Linked DNA regions of Homo sapiens: region 2 is linked to region 1. A link is an interaction called in ENCODE POLR2A ChIA-PET data of the cell type or tissue named here. Cell type or tissue: Caco-2. All regions are shown on one strand. Each heading gives the region's core, and the rest is flanking DNA. Links, peaks and the distances in the headings are about the cores only.

Region 1 (2,917 bases), core at 161-2,660:
GAACCAGGGACTAGCCAAGGAGGTCTCTCTCAGAAGAAAAGTCAAGATTCATTCAGGAATTTGGTAAGGGGTGTGTATGTGTGTGTGTGTGTGTGCGCGTGCGCACGTCCACGCGTGCATGTGTTTGGGGCAGAGAATGGCTCAGTGTCCATTAAATTACATATGTTTCTGTAGAATCTAATCTAGTGGCAAGTTTTAACCTTATTTTGAAAACTCAAAGACTTTTGGGGATTTTTCTTTTCTTTTTGCCATACACGACATTGACAGAGTTCTAAGTCTTAGGGAAAGATAAATGTTTGTAGTCATTCTCTCCTTGAATTTTGTTTTTTTTGATGCATACTTAGCATCTTAGTGCAATACTCTGTTTAGGAAGCAACCCCCTTCACATTGTTAAATAGTGATAAATAGGTCCAGATGTTTTACTTTAAAAGGACATTTTAGTTAATGTTCCTTGAGGAGAAGCAATAGTAACCAATGTTGCCCATTTGTCTGGTCATTTTGGGCTCCAGATGGCTGCATCAATGCTTCAGGAAATAGGAATGTTTTATTGAGCTGGGAGATTAAATATATGTGGAGCCACTTGTACCACTTTGGGAGGAGTTTTCAGTTTAAGCCTACAGCATTTCTGGTAAAACTCACATGAAGTGTGACAAAGTAATCAGAACCGCTTGCTATTGCAACAGGGAACTGTTATTGTCTTTTCCACAGCTGAGAATTTATAGAACTGTCCCTCAGCCTACTAGCAGAAAAGCACTTTGGAGTATTACCAACTGGATTTGCAAAGGATGTAGTTTCAGGACAAAGAAGAAATATATACAATGTGTGTCTCCGAGATCATTAATTAAATATCCTATCCAAAGTCCTTAAAAATGGGATTACCCAGCTGAAATGCCAGTAGGATGCCAGTAGGGGATTGCTTTGAAGTTACTGTTGGTTTAAAGACTTGAAATAGATGTCTCGTAAAATTTGCCTGATTAGTTGTAAGTGATTGCTGTGGCAATGATATATGATTGTAAACATCACTCCACACTAACACCTTAACAGGTTGGTTTTTTTTTTTTTTTTTTTTTTTTTTTTTTTTTTTTGAGACGGAGTTTCGCTCTTTCACCAAGGCTGGAGTGCAGTAGTGTGATCTCGGCTCACTGCAACCTCTGCCTCCCAGGTTCAAGCAATTCTCCTGCCTCAGCCTCCCGTGTAGCTGGGACTACAGGCACTGGCCACCACGCGCGGCTAATTTTTGTATTTTTGGTAGAGACGGGGTTTCACCATATTGGCCAGGTTGGTCTCGAACTCCTGACCTGGTGATCCGCCCACCTCGGCCTTCCAAAGTGCTGGGATTACAGGCCTGTGCCACCGCGCCTGGCCCACTTCAACCATTTTTAAATAGCTTCTATCAGTAGTTGATCAAGTGACAGAAATCCAAATTGAACTAGCTATAGTAGATTGCAAACTATCAAAATTCTTTTCCTCCCTTCCCAAGGTGTAGTCTATTTCTCCAACCTTTGCACCTGGATTGACCATGTGGCTGGCTTTGGCCAATGGGACACTAAAAAATGTGATGCAATCAGAAGCTTGAAAAGTGCTTGCACATTGAGGCTTGCCCTCTCTAGCAGCAAACAGAATCCTGCAATTGCCGCGGGGAGAAGGCGAACTGGCCTACTGAAAACAAGAAATAACGTGGCTCCCCCACCTCCACAGCACCCCAGCCAATAGACAACCACCTGTCGGCCCATAAGTGAGGTCATCCTCTGGACAACCCAGCTGCCAGCTGACCACAAATGCATGAGTTAGCGCAGGTGAGATCAACTAAGGCAGCCCAGCGCAGAGTCCTCTAGCTGACCCACATTATCAGGAGATAATAAATGCTGGTTTTACGCCACTGTCGTAAAGGAGGGAGTGACGCAGTAAAAGCTACCTACTTAGCTGCTTTTTTTTTTTAAAAGCTTAAAACAAAGAAAATTTGTTGCACGACCCTGTGTGTTCTGAGACTGAGCTAAGTAGAAGAAAGATTGGATGTACTTGGGCCTCAGGAACAACCAGAACTAAGTATATGGATGTCAGCACAAAATAAAAGATGAAGATATTTTAAAGGCTCATATCTGGTAAGCAATTAAAAAGTCAAATGTTGACCAAAACAGGAGTTCAAATCCACTGTTTTTTTTTTTTTTTTTTTTTTTACCCTTTGAAGTGCTTCCTCCCACTTTTTTTCCCCATGCTCCCCGCTGCCGCCATTTTACCCTCCGTTTCTTTCTTTCTTTCTTTTTTTTTTTTTTTGAGACAGAGCCTTGCTGGAGCGCAGTGGCGCGATCTCGGCTCACCACAACCTCTGCCTCCCTGGTTCAAGCGATTCCCCTGCCTCAAGCGATTCCCCTGCCTCAGCCTCCAGAGTAGCTGGGATTACAGGCGCCGGTCACCACGCCCGGCCAATTTTTTGTAGTTTTAGTAGAGACGGGGTTTCACCATGTTGGCCAGGCTGGTCTTGAATCCTGGCCTCAAGTGATTCTCCCGCCTTGGCCTCCCAAAGTGCTGGGATTACAGGCGTGAGCCACCCCGCGCCCGGCCTACCCTCTGTTTCTATGTATTGAATTTTTTTTTTTTAATTCCACACATAAATAAGATCATGCAGTATATATATATATTTTTTTTTCTATGTCTGGTTTATTTCATTTATCATAATGTTCTCCAGGTTCATCCATGTTGTCACAAATGGTAGGATTTCCTTCTTTTTAAAGGCTGAACCATATTGTACCAAAATACTCCTTTATATCACAATTTCATTATCCATTCATCTATCAACAGACATTTGTTTTCATATTTGGCTGTTGTGAATAGTGCTGCAATGAACATGAGATTGCAGCTGTCCCTTCGCCATATTGGTTTCAATTCCTTTTGATATATACCCAGGAGTGCAGAAGTG
Region 2 (2,917 bases), core at 271-2,770, 110 kb before region 1:
CCTTCAGAGGTGAGAGCCTCGAACAGAGATTTACCCACATATTTATTGACAGCAAGCCAGTGATAAGCATTGTTTCTATAGATTATAGATTAACTAAAAGTATTCCTTATGGGAAACAAAGGGATGGGCCTAAATAAAGGGATGGGCTCTTGCTAGTTACCTGCAGCAGGAACATGCCCTTAAGGCACAGATTGCTTATGCTATTGTTTGTGGCTTAAGAACACTTTAAGTGGTTTTCCGCCCTGGGTGGGCCAGGCGTTCCTTGCCCTTATTCCGGTAAACCCACAGCCTTCAGCATGGGCGTCATGGCCATCATGAGCCTGCCACAGTGCTGCAGAGATTTTGTTTATGGCCAGTTTTGGGGCCAGTTTATGGCCAGATTTGGGGGCCTGTTCCCAACACAAGACCTGAAAAGAAGGTGTGCTAGGTTGCATTATTGGCCCTAATTCTTCAGCCCTACCTTCATGCAGACACTGCCATGGTCTCATCATGGATTAAGAGTGCTTCCTTGCCCCTTGTCTTTGGGCCTAGCCATGTAATTTGCTTTAGAGAATGATATCTGAAGGGAGTGTCAGTGTGACAATTTCGAGCCTAGGCCTTTTTTTTTTTTTTTGAGATGGAGTCTCGCTCTGTCGCCCAGGCTGGAGCACAGTGGCGCAATCTCGGCTCACTGCAAGCTCCGCCTCCAGGGTTCATGTCATTCTCCTGCCTCAGCCTCCCGAGTAGCTGGGACTACAGGTGCCCGCCACCACGCCCGGCTAATTTTTTGTATTTTTTAGTGGAGACAGGGTTTCACTGTGTTAGCCGGGATGGTCTCGATCTCCTGACCTCGTGATCCACCCACCTTGGCCTCCCAAAGTGCTGAGATTACAGGCGTGAGCCACGGCGCCTGGCCAAGCCTAGGCCTTAATAGGCTTACATGTTTCTACTTGTTCTCTTGCACTTTTGCCATCACCATGAGAAGAACATACCCCAAAACAAGGTATCTCACTGGTCCAAAGAAGAAAACATCACAGAGGAAGCCACTCTACCCAATATGCAACCCACAGTGAGAAAAAAGGCCATCATAGCTAGCATAGCCTGAAGCAGCAATACCCATCTGAGCCCAGCCTATATCTGCAGAACTCCAATCAACCAACAGATGTATAAAATCTTCTTGCCCACCCCATCTGTCCCATGTCACCACTTCTCACTAGGTCAGGGGTGGCTACTTGACTAAAGGTAGTAGGCAAATGAGTTGAGCCAGTCAGATCTTCTTGAGGGTTTGTATTTGGAAACAGATTATAATCAATAAAGGATGGAGTCTTCTAGACTTGGAGACTGAGGTGTCATTTGGAACCCTGTACAGCCTGATGAATAAATAGAGAAAGCCAATCTTCAGAGTGAAGTAGGAAAACAGAATGGATGCTGAAAAAGTTTCAAAAGAGTCCCAGAGGGAATGAAGAATAGAAATTGTGGAGAGTAGACTCAGTCCTCAGGGGCTTCCCAGCGCCTGCAAACATGAAGCCTGGCAGAGCTGCTGATCTTGTGTCTAAAAAGTTCTCTGTTCTAGGCCAGGCTCAGTGGCTCATGCCTGTAATCCCAGCACTTTGGGAGGCCAAGGCGGGTGGATCACCCTAGGTCAGGAGTTCGAGACCATCCAGCCTGATCAACATGGTGAAACCCCTTCCCTACTAAAAATACAAAAATTAGCCAGGCGTGGTGGTGCATGCCTGTAATCCCAGCTACTTGGAAGGCTGAGGCAGGAGAATCGCTTGAACCTGGGAGGTGGAGGTTGCAGTGAGCCGAGATCGCATCATTGCACTCCAGCCTGGGCAACAAGAGCAAAACTCAGTCTTAAAAAAGAAAAAAAAGTTCTCTGTTTTACTATCAAAACCATCTCTTACTTCCCACTCAGCACATGCCTCTGTGCTCGTGTGCATGCAATCACACACATACACACACACAGAGTTTGGTTTTTAACTAACTTACATGAATATTTTTTTCCCTTGCAACTGAAGAATTGACTAAGATACTTTCCATAATGGAAGAAGAGAAAAGATGGGCAACCAGGTATGTAATTGATATTCCCTCACATAGTGGAAAATGGAACTCACTGTGCACGTGGGACATGTGCCACTTAGCTTTTCCTGACTGGTGTATACCCAAAAGAATATAAATCATTCTATTATAAAGATACAGGCAAGAGTATTTTCATTGCAGCCCTATTCACAATAGCAAAGACATGGAATCAACCCAAATGCCAATCAATAATTGACTGGATAAAGAAAATGTGGTATATATATACCATGGAACACTATGCAGCCATAAAAAGGAATGAGATCATGTCCTTTGCAGGGACATGGATGGAGCTGGAGGTCATTATTCTCATGCAGGAACTAATGCAGGAACAGAAAACCAAACACTGCATGATCTCATTTATAAGTGGGAGCTGAACAGTGAGAACACATGGACACAGGGAGGGAAACAACACACGCTGGGGCCTTTTGGTCAGGGAGGTGAGGGGAAGGAGAGCATCAGGAAAAATAGCTAATGCATGCTGGGTTTCACACCCAGATGATGGGTTGATATGTTTACCTATGTAACAAACCTGCACATCCTGCACACATGTACCCTGGAACTTAAAATACAAACAAAAAAAATCTTGAAATTTAGGGGCTTAGAACAACAGAATATTTTATTTAGATCACAATTTTGTGGATTGTCTTGTGATAGATGGGATATTTGTGATGTTTGTGATGGCTCTTCTAGTCTAGGCTGGCTGAGCTGAGACTCCATGTTCTAGAATGGCCTCACTCACATGTCTGGTGATTGTCAAGCTGGTTTTTCTAGTAGGGCCTCAGTGGCAATGACTTGTCTCTGCTCCATGGGGTCTCTCATTCTCCAACAGGCTAGCCCAAGCTTCTTCACATGGTGG

The links. ChIA-PET counts read pairs that join two places held together with the same protein. Peaks named below come from ENCODE experiments on the same cell type or tissue, not always from the same donor. Only the 100,000 strongest peaks of a DNase experiment are listed, where the experiment ranks them.
Region 2: POLR2A ChIA-PET joins it to region 1 with 6 read pairs; 3 of 35 experiments call an interaction of 5 or more read pairs at or near these places.

What each region holds. Positions count from the first base shown.
Region 1 is chrX:30,746,914-30,749,830 of GRCh38, forward strand. No RefSeq gene overlaps it. Among named protein-coding and RNA genes, the nearest start is that of GK-AS1, 30 kb to the left of the region's middle. In Caco-2, for the core only: no CTCF peak of the experiment used is centred there; a DNase peak (open chromatin) is centred at 1,648; H3K4me3 peaks cover 1,003 bases.
Region 2 is chrX:30,639,705-30,642,621 of GRCh38, forward strand. No RefSeq gene overlaps it. Among named protein-coding and RNA genes, the nearest start is that of GK, 12 kb to the right of the region's middle. In Caco-2, for the core only: no CTCF peak of the experiment used is centred there; no DNase peak of the experiment used is centred there.